Regions from separate parts of the Homo sapiens genome. Here region 1 is linked to region 2. The links are chromatin loops, found by intact Hi-C in ENCODE. Cell type or tissue: spleen. All regions are shown on one strand. Links, peaks and the distances in the headings refer to the core of each region. The heading gives the core; the rest is flanking DNA. Region 1 overlaps MARCHF6 (membrane associated ring-CH-type finger 6). Region 2 overlaps MARCHF6 (membrane associated ring-CH-type finger 6).

Evidence for each region. Peaks named below come from ENCODE experiments on the same cell type or tissue, not always from the same donor. Only the 100,000 strongest peaks of a DNase experiment are listed, where the experiment ranks them.
Region 1: it touches region 2 in a loop (2.3-fold over the local background); 18 of 110 quality-filtered maps call a loop at or near these places.

Annotation. Positions count from the first base shown.
Region 1 is chr5:10,361,592-10,368,821 of GRCh38, reverse strand. All of the region lies in intron 1 of MARCHF6 (membrane associated ring-CH-type finger 6), which reads right to left. Among named protein-coding and RNA genes, the nearest start is that of MARCHF6-DT, 11 kb to the right of the region's middle. In spleen, for the core only: no CTCF peak of the experiment used is centred there; no DNase peak of the experiment used is centred there.
Region 2 is chr5:10,419,846-10,427,075 of GRCh38, reverse strand. MARCHF6 (membrane associated ring-CH-type finger 6) reads right to left here. Exons shown (of 26, transcript NM_005885.4): 23 at 3,252-3,341; 24 at 554-686. Among named protein-coding and RNA genes, the nearest start is that of ROPN1L-AS1, 18 kb to the left of the region's middle. RefSeq lists an enhancer at 5,045-6,244. In spleen, for the core only: a CTCF peak has its summit at 2,700; no DNase peak of the experiment used is centred there; H3K4me3 peaks cover 762 bases; H3K27ac peaks cover 1,945 bases.

The DNA of each region.
Region 1 (7,230 bases), core at 1,079-6,078, 59 kb after region 2:
GTGGGCAGACTGCTTGAGATCAGGAGTTTGAGACCAGCCTGGCCAACATGGTGAAACACCATCTCTACTAAAAATTACCGAGAACGTGGTGGCGCACACCTGTAGTACCAGCTACTTGCGAGGCAGAGGCAGGAAAATCGCTTGAACCTGGGAGGTGGAGGTTGCAGCAAACCGAGATGACGCCACTGCACTCAAGCCTGGGCAACCAACGGAGCAAGACTCTATCTCAAAAAGAAACAAACAAACAAAAAACACTCCTGGGCTTAAGTGATCCTCCTGCCTCAGCCTCCCAGCTGGGACTACATGTGCACACCACCAGGCCCAGCTAAATTTTTCTTTATTTTTTGTAGAGGCAGGGTCTCTCTATCACCACGTTGCCCAGTCTGGTCTCAAACTCCTGGGCTCAAGCAATCCTCTGGTGTTGGCCTCCCAAACTGCCAGTATTATAGGTGTGAGCCAATGTGCCTGGCCAAGAAGTGATTAACCTTTTGATGCTTTAAGCTCCTGAGGTTTAGGGTAGTTTGTGACTACGACATAACTTAGCTGATCCTATTTTATACAGAATCTTAGCAGCTTTGCAAAAACATGAAGCAAGTACGACTATTACAAACATACAAAGTCAAAAAAAGAATAGCCTGTTTTGTATACTAGTTCCAATCCCACCACCCAAAACCTCAACAGAGTAACAAGGCCAAGGCTACAAAAAGAGTGAAGTCTACAAAGGGCTCAGCTTAAAGTCCTTTACTAAAAATTAAACCACCGAAGTAGGTTCTGTGGCAGATTGAGGCTCCCCCCCATCAGATTCGTATGCAGTAAAATTATGAATCTTGCTCAGGCCAAAGTAAAATCAATGCATCTTGCTTGTTATGAACGCAAACCTACTTAGAAACAATATGGCAAAGCTCTTCCTGGTTTTCAAAGGGAAATTTCTATTTAATCCTGTAGCAATTTTTGTTGCTGTATTTGAATACCTAATGTCTTTACACATGGATACCTTTTAAAGATTCCACCAAAGAGCTTGGCTCAATAAACAATAGTGGTTTTTTTAATTAAAAAAAAGCTTCAAGTCCTTAGTAATTTTTCAAATTCTTGTGGAGATTGCCCAGGAGATGGGAAAGAAAGAAAGAAAACCACCACCACTGTGGAAGTCAGCCCATTTCATCAAAGTTTTTCTAGCCAACAGTACAGTTCAATAATTTATCCTAAGTGCCTAGTATGAGGAAAAAAATAAAACTCTAAGTTTTGGGGTACATGTTATAACTCTTAAGCTATTATCTATCTTGAAAGTTCTTTGATGTAAGACTTCAAAATCTCTCCACTTACCTTCTGGTGTTAAATCAGTGATAATTTAATATACAAAGAATTATTTTTTATTACTAACAGACTTTAGATTTTAGAAGTCTTAGACTTACAGAAAATATGAAGAGAGTACAGAGTTCCCATATACCCAGCACACAATATCCCCTACTATTAACATCTTATTAGGATTTGTTACACTTTTGTTACACTTAACCAATATTGATACATTGTCATTAACTCAAATCCATGGTTTATTCTGATTTCCTTAGTCTTTACCTAACGTCCCTTTTCTGTTCTAGGATCTACATATATTTAGTTGTCATGTCTCCTTGGGCTCCTCTGGGCTCGGGCAGTCTCTCAGATTTTCCTTGTTTCTGACGACCTTGACAATTTTAAGGAGTACTGGTCAGGTACACTGTAGAATGTCTGTTTACTGGAAATTGCATGATTCATGAATAGACTGGGGCTATGGGTTTTGGGAAGGAAAAAAATCACATGAAGTGGCATCTTATATCATATCATATCATATCAAGGGATATGCCATCAACATGATTTGTAACTGTTGGAGGCCGAAAGACTGAGGGTCGTGATCAACTCAGTATACCACTGGAGGCTATAAGAGTGAACAGCAAACTGTTCTCATAAACGCAGAATGTTGGCAAACTGACAAACTGCCTATGCCACCCAGAAGGAATGCTGAAGGCAGTCACGCCCCAAGCTCAGTTTCTTGTGATTAGGTACATCTGAAGCCTGTTCGTAATAATATGAACGTGTGATCAATTAAGCAGCTGACCAGTCATTATCACCTCCCCCCTGCTCTTTCTACCCAATAAATTCTAAGGGCTGTGGAAGCTAGGCTGCTGCCTTTGCTCCCTAGAAGCAGGGAGCCCTCTTTTTCTTCCCCTTTTTTCTTCCTTTAAAAGTTTCTTTTGTCTTAATTTTTCATTTCTACATTTGTCCCCCTTCACTCAGTCTCATAATGACGGTCTCAAGTAGTAACAGCAGTAACTGTCATAGTGACAGTCTCAAGTAATAACCGTGGCACTATGCCACATGTAACTGTTAATGTTGACCTTGTTCATCTGGCTGAAGTAAACAAGGAATGTTTAATATGTAATTATCAATAAAATTTTTACAATTAGTAGCTACAATTATAGTAGACAATTTTGAAAATATATTAAAAATATTACTCAAAATGTCTGCAGATAACCTATATAGCCCAAAATAGGGAAGCGGCTATATAAATGGTGCACATTCACTATATGGAATGTATACAGTCCCTTAAAAATAGCAAATACAAGGCTGGGCGCAGTGGCTCATGCCTGTAATCCCAGCACTTTGGCAAGATGGATCACTTGAGTCCAGAAGTTCGAAACCAGCCTGGCCAACATGGCGAAACCCATCTCTACTAAAAATACAAAAACTAGCCAGGTATGGCAGCACACGCCTATAATCCCAGCTACTCAGGAGGCTGAGGTACAAGAATCATTTCAACCCAGGAGGCGGAGGTTGCAGTGAACCGAAATTGCGTGACTGCATTCCAGCCTGGGCAACAGACCAAAAAACAAAAAAAAAGTATATATATGTATATATAACTATTTGCTAATATGGAAAGAGATATAACATTTTTAAATGACCACACTCCCTTACTTCCAACTAGGTAAAAACACCATAGCCTAAAGAAGAAAATGCAAAAAAAAGACAGCCACTGTAATTGGTCAGACGAGAACATGGGTAATTTTTCTTCCTTTCTCGTCCCCAAGTAGATAGTGTTTAATTGCTACTTTTACAATTACAGGCAGAAAAAAATGTTTAACTGCTCAAATTTTACAAAAAATATTTCCTTTTTGAGGGTGAGCGTATACCCATACACAAACTATGTGGGTTTGGGAATTAGGCCTTGCAAACACAGTTTAAAAATTCCAATTCTCGGCCAGGTGCAGTGGCTCACGCCTGTAATCCCAGGAGGCTGAGGTGGGCGGATCACCTGAGGTCGGCAGTTCATGACCAACCTGACCAACATGGAGAAACCCCACCTCTACTAAAAATACAAAATTAGCCAGGTGTGGTGGCATATGCCTGTAATCCCAGCTACTCGGGAGGCTGAGGCAGGAGAATCGCTTGAACCCGGGAGGCGGAGGTTGCGGTGAGCCAAGATCGTGCCATTGTACTCCAGCCTGGGCAACAAGAGCGAAACTCTGTCTCAAAAATAATAATAATAATAATAATTCCAATTCTCTATGTACCCCAAAGTTTACTTATTTTAGCTCACCAGATTACTATCGTTACTAAATTAAAAATTCACCTGTACTGTTGCTCCTGGAAGCCTGAAAACTGCACTTTCTGGCCTCCTTGCCAACTAGGCTTAAGTTAGAGTCTGTCAATGAGAAGCACTTCTGTGAGATCAGAAGAAGCAGGGAGGCTGGGTGCAGTGGCTCACACCTGTAATCTCAGCACTTTGGGAGGCTGAGGTGGGTAGATCAACTGAGGTCAGGAGTTCAAGACCAGCTTGGCCAACATGGTGAAACCCCGTCTCTACTAAAAATACAAAATTAGCCGGGCGTGGTGGCATGTGCTTGTAATCCCAGCTACTCAGGAGGCTGAGGCAGGAGAATCGCTTGAACCTGGGTGGCAGAGGTTGCAGTCAGCCAAGATCGCACCATTGCACTCCAGCCTGGGCGACAAGAGCGAAACTCCATCTCAAAAATAAAAATAAAGAAGAAGCAGAGAAACAGCGAAACCATTTTCTACTTGTTTCTAAAAACCAGCAGTTGCAGCTAATGGCAGGTACTGCAGACTCCTGCTAACAGATACGCAAGTCATGGTGGAGATTCTGCCCAACAGCTGTGGGCAACATCAAGCTTCAGCAGCACAGGCAATGAATGATTCCAACAATTTCAGCAGTAATGAGCTAGTTATCCATGTATCCCCTTCTCAACTCCAAATTCTCCCTTTCAGTCCCTGTTCAGTGATAGGGATGCTAAGCTTTTCTTTTCTTTTCTTTTGGCTAGGGGCAGTTAAACTTTGCCAGTAGAGGGTGCTGGAGGGATATCTAAGAAGAAAGGGGTGTTTTCTAGCTCCTGCCACACTATCAGTAGTTTTGTTTTAATGAACACCTTCATACAGCCCTGCTGATGAGGACCCAACACACTCCAGGACTTGCACAGGTACACACAGTGATATCCCAACTCCCTCTGCATAACTGCCCATCAACCTTGGCTCACCTGTACCCGGAAGGTTGCTTTCTGCTCCCCAGAAGAAGTGGTGTACCACTTTACACTCCCACCAGCAGTATATGAAAATTCCAACTGCTCTACCTCCTTACAAACACTTGGTACGGTCAGTCATTCTATTACCATTTTAGCCACACTAATAGGTATGTAATGATATCTCACAGTAGTTTTAATTAACAATTTTATTCAGATATATGTCATAAAGTTCACCAATTTAAAGACTTCAATTGTTTTAAGTATATTTACAGTTACGCAACCATCACCATAATCTTTTAGAACATTATCATCATCCCAAAAGGAAACCCTGTAACTATTAGTGGATACTTCCTACTCCATCTGCTCTCCCCAGTTCCAGACAACCACTAATTTCTCTATATATAGATTTGCCTATTCTGGACATTTCACACAAATAGGATCATAGAAAATATGTTCTTTTGTGACTGGCTTATTTCACTTATCCTAATGTTTATGAGATTTATCCAAGTTGTACCATGCATCAGTACTTAATTCCTTTGAACTGCTGGGTAATATTCTATTTTACAAATAGATCACATTTATCTACTCATCAGTTGATGGACACTGGGTTGTTTCTATTTGGCTATTATAAATAATACTGCTAACTCATATACAGGTTTTTGTGTGAATATATTTTTTGAATTCTCTTGGGTATATGAAATTTCTGGGTCATATGGTTACTCAGCTTATCTTTTTGAGGAATTACCAAAATCAGTCACACTATCTTACATTCCTAGCGTAACAAATGAAGGTTCCAATTTTTCTACAATGCTCACCAACACTTACCTGTTCTTTCTGATTATAGCCATCCTAGCAGGTGTGAAGTGGTGTCTCATTATGGTTTTGACTAATGATGCTTAGCATATTTGCATATGCTTAATAGCCATGTACATGTATTTTTTAGTGAAGTGTCTATACAAATCTTTGGACCATTTTAAAAACTGAGTTATTGTTTTCTTATTACTGAGTTCTGAGAATTTTTTATATACTCCAAGCCCCTTATAAGATACATCTTCTGTATCCTGTCTTCATTCTGTTAAGTGTCTTTCTAATTTTGAAAGAAATTCTGAATTTTGATGCCATCTGATTTATCCACTTCTTTTATGGATCATGCTTTTGGAGTCATACCTAAGAGATCTTGGTCTAACCCAAGATTCCGAAGAATTTCTCCTATATTTTCCCCTAGAAGTTTCATAGTTTTAGGTTTTTCATTGAGGTCTAACAGCCCTTTGAGTTAATTTTGGTATATGGTACAAGCTATAGCTCAAAGTTCTTTTTTTTTTCCTACAGCTATTCAACTATTCCAGTGCCATTTGTTGAAAAACGATATCCTTTATATTTTATGCAATTGCTTTTGCACTTCTGTCCAAAAATCAACTGTCCATGTATGTGTGGATCTATTTCTGGACTCTATCCTACACTACCAGACAAATGGATTTTAATTTAACAGTTAATTTAATTTTTTAAGGTGACTGCCATGTTTTCAGATACGTTAAGAAACTACCACTTGTCAAGTTTTGACATAGTATCAAAGAACATACAAACATCTGAAAATATTCATCCCTTTTCAAGCTATAAATCTGTGTGATGCCGAGTTTTTATATACACTAACCAAAACACTTAACAAAGTGACTGCAAAGGGAGAGATGAGAATCCAATTGTCTTATAATAATCCAGATAACGTTATTTTTATTAACATATATTGAGTTTATTGTTACTTTTAAATATTCTAAATAATTTGTATTCATTCTTCATTTCTAATATGGTAAATATCTATCTTTACATATAAAACCCACATAAACAAAAGTCCTTTGGGTCCTCAATTTTAAGAATGTAAAGGGGTCTTGGGACAAAGCTTTGAAAACCACTACTCTAGCTACATCAATGCTCTTCAAACTGTTCCATTCAATAGAAATGCCTCTTGGCACTTTTCAAGGACTTGGAATGAAGAAATGAAACATGCAGAAAACATTGTTGCACAGGTCCTAGATACGTAGTAGACATGTACCCAATATTTGGTAAATGGGGAAGTAATCAAAAAAGACATGGAATCTCCAATATTCTATTTCAAAAGTGTTATAACAGAACTGCACCCTAAACAGGGTAAATTTGTGTGTAAATTATACTTTATTAACCTGATTCCATCTTTACAGAATACATTAAGAGGTGACAGAAGGGAAGGAGAGAGACAGGAAAGTAAAAAGTGTATTACAGCCAGGCACAGTGGCTCACACCTGTAATCCCAGCACTTTGGGAGGCCGAGGTGGGCGGATCACCTGAGGTCAGGAGTTCAAGACCAGCCTGACCAACATGGAGAAACCCCATCTCTACTAAAAATACAAAATTAGCCAGGTGTGGTGGTGCATGCCTGTAATCCCAGCTACTCGGGAGGCTGAGGCAGGAGAATCCCTTGAATCCAGGAGGCGGAGGTTGCCATGAGCCGAGATCGCGCCATTGCACTGCAGCCTAGGCAACAAGAGCTAAACTCCGTCTCAAAAAAAAAAAGATATTATAATGAAGTTAAGTTATAAAAAATAAGTGTACAGGGAATGCTTCAGTCTTCCAAGCCTTCAAGAATTCATGTCTATCATGGGCTGAATTGCACTGCCCCTCCCCCCGTAATTCACGTGTTGAAGCCCTAACCTGCATGTATACACAATGTAACTATATTTGGAGACAGGAT
Region 2 (7,230 bases), core at 763-5,762:
ATGTTTGCTGCTGAGAGACGGAATTCTGGAGAAGAAAAAGATTTGGGAAGGAAAAGTCTCTGCTTATAATTTTGAAAATATGTTGGGTTTAAGGAGCTATGAGGAGTCTTCACTACACAATCAACAAGACAGTGTATTTCAGTATAAACGTGTTGCCCATTAGCATCTCCTCTTTGGATCTTTTATGCCAAAGAATATTTCTTTAAAACTTAAATACAACAACACTGTTACTTAATTTTATATGATCACAGCACTTCTAGTCAGAAGAAGACAACCTGAAGGAAATCTGATCCTGCCTATTTTGTACAGCATGTAAATTTCAAGTTTTATCTTCTGGTAGAGAAAAGAACTGTATCAAAGAGCTTTATGATCCTCTAATCTTACCCAGAATAGTCAAATCTAAGAAAAGTGGTATTTTGAAATCATTGTCTTAGCTGGATTCACATTTACAAATAAAGCATATGGAGTGAGACATCCTTTTTACTAGGGGTAAAGAGAATGTCCAATGTTAATAAAAGTGCTCCTTCAAGGCTCCACAACCAGCATTACGTACCTAGTAAAGGAACAACACCAGAAGCTATGACATAAGGTACACACAGGGAAAGCAACAGCACAGAGATCACGGGAGCTGCCAGTTTACGAACAATATAGTGAAGGTCAATGTTCCGGATGCCATTTGCGTAAACCTGAAACATTACAAAAAGCAATTAGAACAAAGATACAAGACAAATTCCTCCAAGTTAATACAGCAATCTCCACACAACTGAATCTGCCAACCCAAAAATAGTCAAACTGGTTACTTCTTCTAAAGTCAAGGCAAATTCTGGTATATCAACATAAGCATAGTGCCCACGAGTTTCTGAAGAAATGTATTTACCCACTAACGCTCTGCAGTTAGCTCTGCTAAGTGATGAAATAAGACACTAATCTAGAATAATTTATACTCTACTTGCACTATACAATACCAGATGACATTCAGTGGTATTCATTCAAGACCACATTACTTGAAGTAACTTCATACATCTTATGAAAGAGATACGTAATATGTAATATTGTGTTATTATACAATATTGCATTCATTTTATCTGAGTATGATGAGAAAACACTGAAGCAGGAAGCGTTTCTGAAAAGCTTGCATAAATCAAATTTTAACAAATCAAAAGGTATTTAAAAATTTAGTATGAAAGAATTCTATAGTGAATATAAAAAAAGCAAGTCCAAGAATTACTAGAATATTTCCATCATCTTATCCAGAAAATTCTACAAGAGTAATGCAGAGGAAAGAATGGATGGAAATGGGAAAACCCTGGGAACAGAAAATTTAGATGGAGTGCAGACAGAAACAAGGCTTAGAAGGCTGTTATTTTCTTCTCCTCTTGCCTCACCAGCAGCACTTAAACCTCTCTTAGCTGTGACTGAATGTAGCATAACTCAACCCCATCACCTCGGAATTTGAATGGCAAACATGCTTAACCTTTTAAAGGCATGCTGCCATTCCCAAAGACACCTAGTTAACCCAAATGCATTTTAATCAATGAAGCAAGGCATCCCAGTGTTTCTCAACCATTTCCAACCATTTTTCTTAAATTTACAGAGACACACACGCACATACGCAAGAGAAAACAATGAATAAGATAACAAATTATTTAGAAGATCAATGATGTTCCACAGCCTCCAGTATGAATAAATCCCATCTCCATGCTCCTTTTTCAAGGGCCAGAGGCTAACCTGGCCATTCTAGAGTGTACTGGCCTGCACTCTGATCCTGAAGGGATATGAAGCCAGAAGCCCCCAATCCATCACACTCCTGGTGGACTTCAGAATTAGCCCATACTTTAGAGACACACACAAACACACTGCAATTTGCTGGCTCCCTAACCCCCCTACTCCTAAGAATCAAAATCTTGAAATACAGGCACTTTTTGAACAGATTTTCTTGAGCATGCTTGGCTAACTACTGTCTTTACTTCTCATACAGCAAAAAGAGGTGTACTTTACTGCTGCAGAACTGTTATGTCTTACTTATGTGGCACTGGCCTAAGGATAAGAGGGGTCCCCACAAGTACATTTGCCATATAGCTAAAGCGTAAAGTAGCAGCAAAATCTGTTATGTTGGCCATTTTGGATAGAAATTTTCCTTAAATGAATTACCATACTTTCTAGTCTTATTATCGGAGTGCTAAAGCACAGTCTACCTTTTCCAAGGTATTCCCACAACAATCAAATTATCTGGCAGTTCTGTAATACAATAATAGTCTTAGGTACTATGTAGCTAGATGAAGCCAAAACAGCTCTCCTTTTGTAATGTTTTTTCCTCTGTCTTCTTTTATTACCTCGAGCAATAACCTTTCCCCCACTCCAAATCTACTACAGGCTTAGAAACATTAATATCAACCTTCACCAGAAAAAAAGCACGTATTTTCATTTTTGTCTCCACTATGAACAGGGTTCTAGATACCGTAAGCTACTGGTTAACCTTCAGATAAAGGATGGCTTAAACGTGGTTGATGAAAATTCATGGGAGTATAGAAAACCACAATATGCCACCCTAAAAATATGCCTCTTAGGCATAAGGATTGTTTTGAGTTGAATGCAACTGAGAAAGAATAGATGCAGGAAAACTTTCCGTCCTCCCTCTATTGCCTAGAAGCAGAATATAAATGTATAAAGACAAAAGGTAGCCCACCCCACTTCCCTACACCATGAAGGACAAAGATTACCCACTGAAGAGAGCTTTGGGCCTTTCTGGGCCTCTAGATGGCACCAGAGGAATCAACACTGCCAAGCTTTACTAAGGAGCCGCATCTGCCAATTTTTTGCTTCCCCTCACTTGCCACCCCTAGAGACTCAAAGTCCTTTTCCTTCATCTTGTCACTTCTCTAAAAATTTATTATTCTTTGTTGAAGATTCGTTGGAATTCAAAGCCACCTCTTTGAAATTACTCATTCCCTGGGTATCTCCATGTATATATGAAATATGTACTTTAATAAACTTTTGTTTTTCTGTTGTCTTTTATTAAAGGGTTCCATTTTAACTAAAAAAAACAAGGGTTGAGAACAAATTATTTTCCTCCCCTACAGTGGTAAAACTAAACTGCTGTCTTTAAAAAAAAAAAAAAAGGTTATATATGCCCATCAAAAAAAATGTAGAAAACTCAGCAAGGTAGGAAGATAAGAAATAAGAGTTATAGCTGCCAAACATAAACACAACCAATTCCAGAATGTCTTTCTCTGAAAACTGATTTTGCTTACCTGTTCAATTACAGTTTTCAACCACCACTGAGGACCCATCAATGTTATAGCTGCAATGATTTTGGCATGCAGGACTCCAAGTGCCCAGTCCTAGGGAATTAAAAACCATTTAACATATTTCTGTTGTTTTTTAACAATAAACACAGCAGAGAGGCTGTATAATTTTCTTACATTATTTCACATCAAAATAGAAGTTCTATAGGATTGGCAACAATTTTACAAAAGACTAACGTACTGAAAACCCAGAGAATTTTTTTTCTTCAACAGCTCAAATTCAATGTTTCCATCAAAAATTGTTCTTCTATCTTTTAAAAATCTATATTGTTTTCCCAAGAGTTAGAGAAAGTCTGGTCATTAATGGATATCTCAAAAAGCAAATAAAATAAATGCCAAGATTTTATTTCAAACTATCTTTAGGCTATTTCATTGGTTTCAAGTGAGCTGATTTATGTCAAATTAAGACTGTGGAGCAAAGTTTGGCCTAAGAAACCATTCTAAAGGCTCACAGATAGCTTCTAGCTTGAAGCATTTGTGGTTCTACTGGGGAACTGTTACTAGGTTCCTCCTCATGGTGCAACGGACTCTTGGCCTGCCCACCCTCCAGCTCTCCACCAGACAGAGTGATGACTACTTCCTCCCTCCCCACAGCCCCCTTCCCCACCACCACCAAGTATCTCTTTAAATGCAAATCAGATCATGAACGTAACTTCCCTGCTTAACAACCCTGAAGTCCTTAGCAAGGCACACAAAACCCTTTATAACCTGGTCTCTATCTAGCTTATTTAAAACAACAACAACAAAAAACGGTATTAAAAAAAAAAAAAGAAACCACATGTAACATTTAGACTGATTCTTACATAAAACCAAAATCTTTACAGAAAAGACGGGAGTCCTCTGTGATCACTACCTTAAATCCTGATCCCTCCCCAGCAATAACCACTATTAGCTTTTGGTACATACCATCCATGTTTTTCCCCATGCATTCAGCTGCATCTATACATCTATATCCCATAGAAAGTATGTAGTATCATTTTCATATGGACTTTGCTCAGATTGTTAATTCTCCTCTTCACTGTCTACCATCTTGAGGCCAATGTTCCCATTTCTTTACTGGTTTGATTGGTTATTCTAAGGATCTTCTTCAAATGGGGTGAGAGGTTGATACATACACTGAATTCTTGAATACCCTCAAATATCAATCTTCACCCTGATAGGTGAACAGCTAAATGATTTTTTGTCTGGGTAGAGGAAGCTTGGCTTTTGTCCCTTTTACCCAGTCGTCTATAAATTCTCTGATCTTATGGTTTTCAGTGCTACAGAAAAAAAGTCCAATGACAATGCAGTTTTTTGAAGCTTGTTTTGATTTCCCCGTGTCTAATAAGATATACCCAATTACGTGTTTTTATCTTGGATCTCAATCTTACCAAATCTCATGAGCCCCTTCAAACTACAGAATCAGATCTTTCTTCAATTCAGTTAAATTTTCTCCTGTTTTTGTATCAATGCTGCCTCACATTTGTTCCTTCTGGAACCCCCGTTATCAGTACGCTAAGTCTCCTAGATGTTTCCTCCAAAACATTTCTCTTTCTCAATTTCCTCTTCCGTTTTGCCCAGTGCTTTGCATTCATCTTCCAAGCCTCCAAGCCAAGCCCAGTGGTGACTGTCCACATCTTTTTTCACTACTAGATTTGTCTGAAATCTATGTCATACAGCTCCACAACAACTGCGTTCTGCTTTAGAGCTGCTGTTTGTATGTGCGTGTGAACATACTGCACTCGGCGTCCGTGTATTTCCTCTTCTCTCTGGAAGCTCATGGCTCTGCAAGCAGTGCTGTCAAACTGGCATGTGTTCTGACTGCTCTGCCTTAACTTCCTTTCTGCGGCTGCTAAGCCTCCTGCATATAAAGCACTTGTTATAATTTCCTCTGCAGCCTCAAGGAGGCTTGGGCCTGGCTGAGAATATCCTAAAGGGCTTCAAAAGGATCTTTTACGTCTTCAGACCTTTGGGATAGCCCTCCAACAGTCTCCTACTGAGGAACATGAAGAAAGCCTCCCTGCTTTTTCTCACAGGCAGGGAAGATGCAACAACCCACCAATTCAGCTTTCTCTTGGCCTTCTGGGAGTCCAGCAGACACCCAAATGAGATTAATGTTTACCCAAGGAGGTCCAAGATCACTGTGATTCGCGTTCTCCAAAAACCCACTGCTTTGCAGTCCTCTCCTGCCAGACAGGACACACCACACTAGCTGCTCTGCTAGAATTCCAACTGGCCCACTATCCCACGGAGCTGCAGCCACTTGCTGCAGGAAAGGCAAGTAGCTTAAAGTCATGAATTAAGAAAAAGCAAACTGTTCCTTCAAAAACTTGGGGGTTTAATGCAAAACATTAAGGATAGCACGCTGCACATTATCTGTCTACAGCTTGTGCTTTCCCCCAACTCAGAAACACGTCTGGGAGCTATCGATATCAAAACAAATATCTCTACTTCATTTTTTCAATTGCTGCATTGATATTCCACATTTTATTTGGGCATTCTCTATTGGTGGACATCTAGATCACTTCTCATTTTTTGCTATAAAAAATGATGTATTTGCAGAAACAGCCTTGCTCATGCCTCACAGTAGATTCTGAAAAGCCAAACTGCTGAGTCATAATATATAAGCATTTTTAAACTTTGATAGTACCAAAGAATTCTCTAAGGTGATGATGATTTCAGAAGTAATGCTGAGTACTGTAAAGACCACCAAAAATACAAGTATAACTAGAACAAGTTGCATTTATTACTCATTGCAGCAAGGGAGTAACACATCATGGAGAACTTGGGGCCCCTCAGTAAGAGTGCTAGAAAGGGGTTATTACAGGATTTCAGCTTATGTTAGGGATTTGGGGGAGGATTTAAGAAGCAGGAATTTGGTCTGTATCAGATGCTATTAGAAAGCAGAGTAATCTGTGAATGGTTATCTTAATAAATAAATCTTATCTAGAAAAAGTGGCAGAAGCTAAAACTGTAATTGGTAATGAGGCAGTAACCAATCATGTTAGCCAGTAAAGGGGAATGTTTGGTCATTTCTGTGGTTTGAATAATGCTCCTGTTCTGTCTGTGTTCAGACATGATTGCAGAGGGTCTTGCTTTTGTCTTCCTCTATCTTGATCACAGAGTGACAGTGTATGATGTTGATGTTCTGTCAAATTGTTTATGTCCAACAGGAGAACACTAAGGCCTGGCTAACAGTGCCAAGATGGCTCCTTGATGCCACGGGATGCTCTGGCCTTTTCCAGGGCTCATGCTGCGTAACATTAAAAGGCAGATAGTATCTGTTTGTCCCATTTGCAGCAGTACTTTGCTTGATCACTGACTGGGTTAGGGTATTGTCAGCCTGACCCCTCCACTAGTTGTGTGTTTCCCTTTGAGCCATAAAGTAATCCATAAGGTGACACTTTGCCACCATTCAAATAACCACTTTCACACTGCAATGTAACATACCTGCAAATTATTTTCCCATCATGTGGTAGGGGGTCTATGTCCTCTTCCCTTGAATCTTAGCCAACATTTGTTACTTGCTTATACCCAGTAAAATGTACTGAAAAGTGATGTTGTAGGCCTTCTGACATGGGGTCATTAAAGATGATGCAGCTTCTTGTTTGTGGGGTCACTCATTTCCCTGAACTACAACGTAAGAAGCCCAAATACCTTGAGGTTACTTAGCTATGAAGCAGCCCAGGCACATATAGGAGCTCCAGTCAACAGCCCCAGATGGGTAGCAACCAACAACAAGCATCAACTCTCACACTGTTAAGTGATCACTGACTGGGTTAGGGTATTATCAGCCTGACCCCTCCACTAGTTGTGTGTTTCCAGCCAAATGATTCCATCCATAACTGTCAAATCATTCCCAGCCATTGAATCTTCCCAGCTGAGTCCCAGATAGCACAAAGCAGAGGCAAAGTGATATGCCCTGTCTTAATATCTGACCCACAGA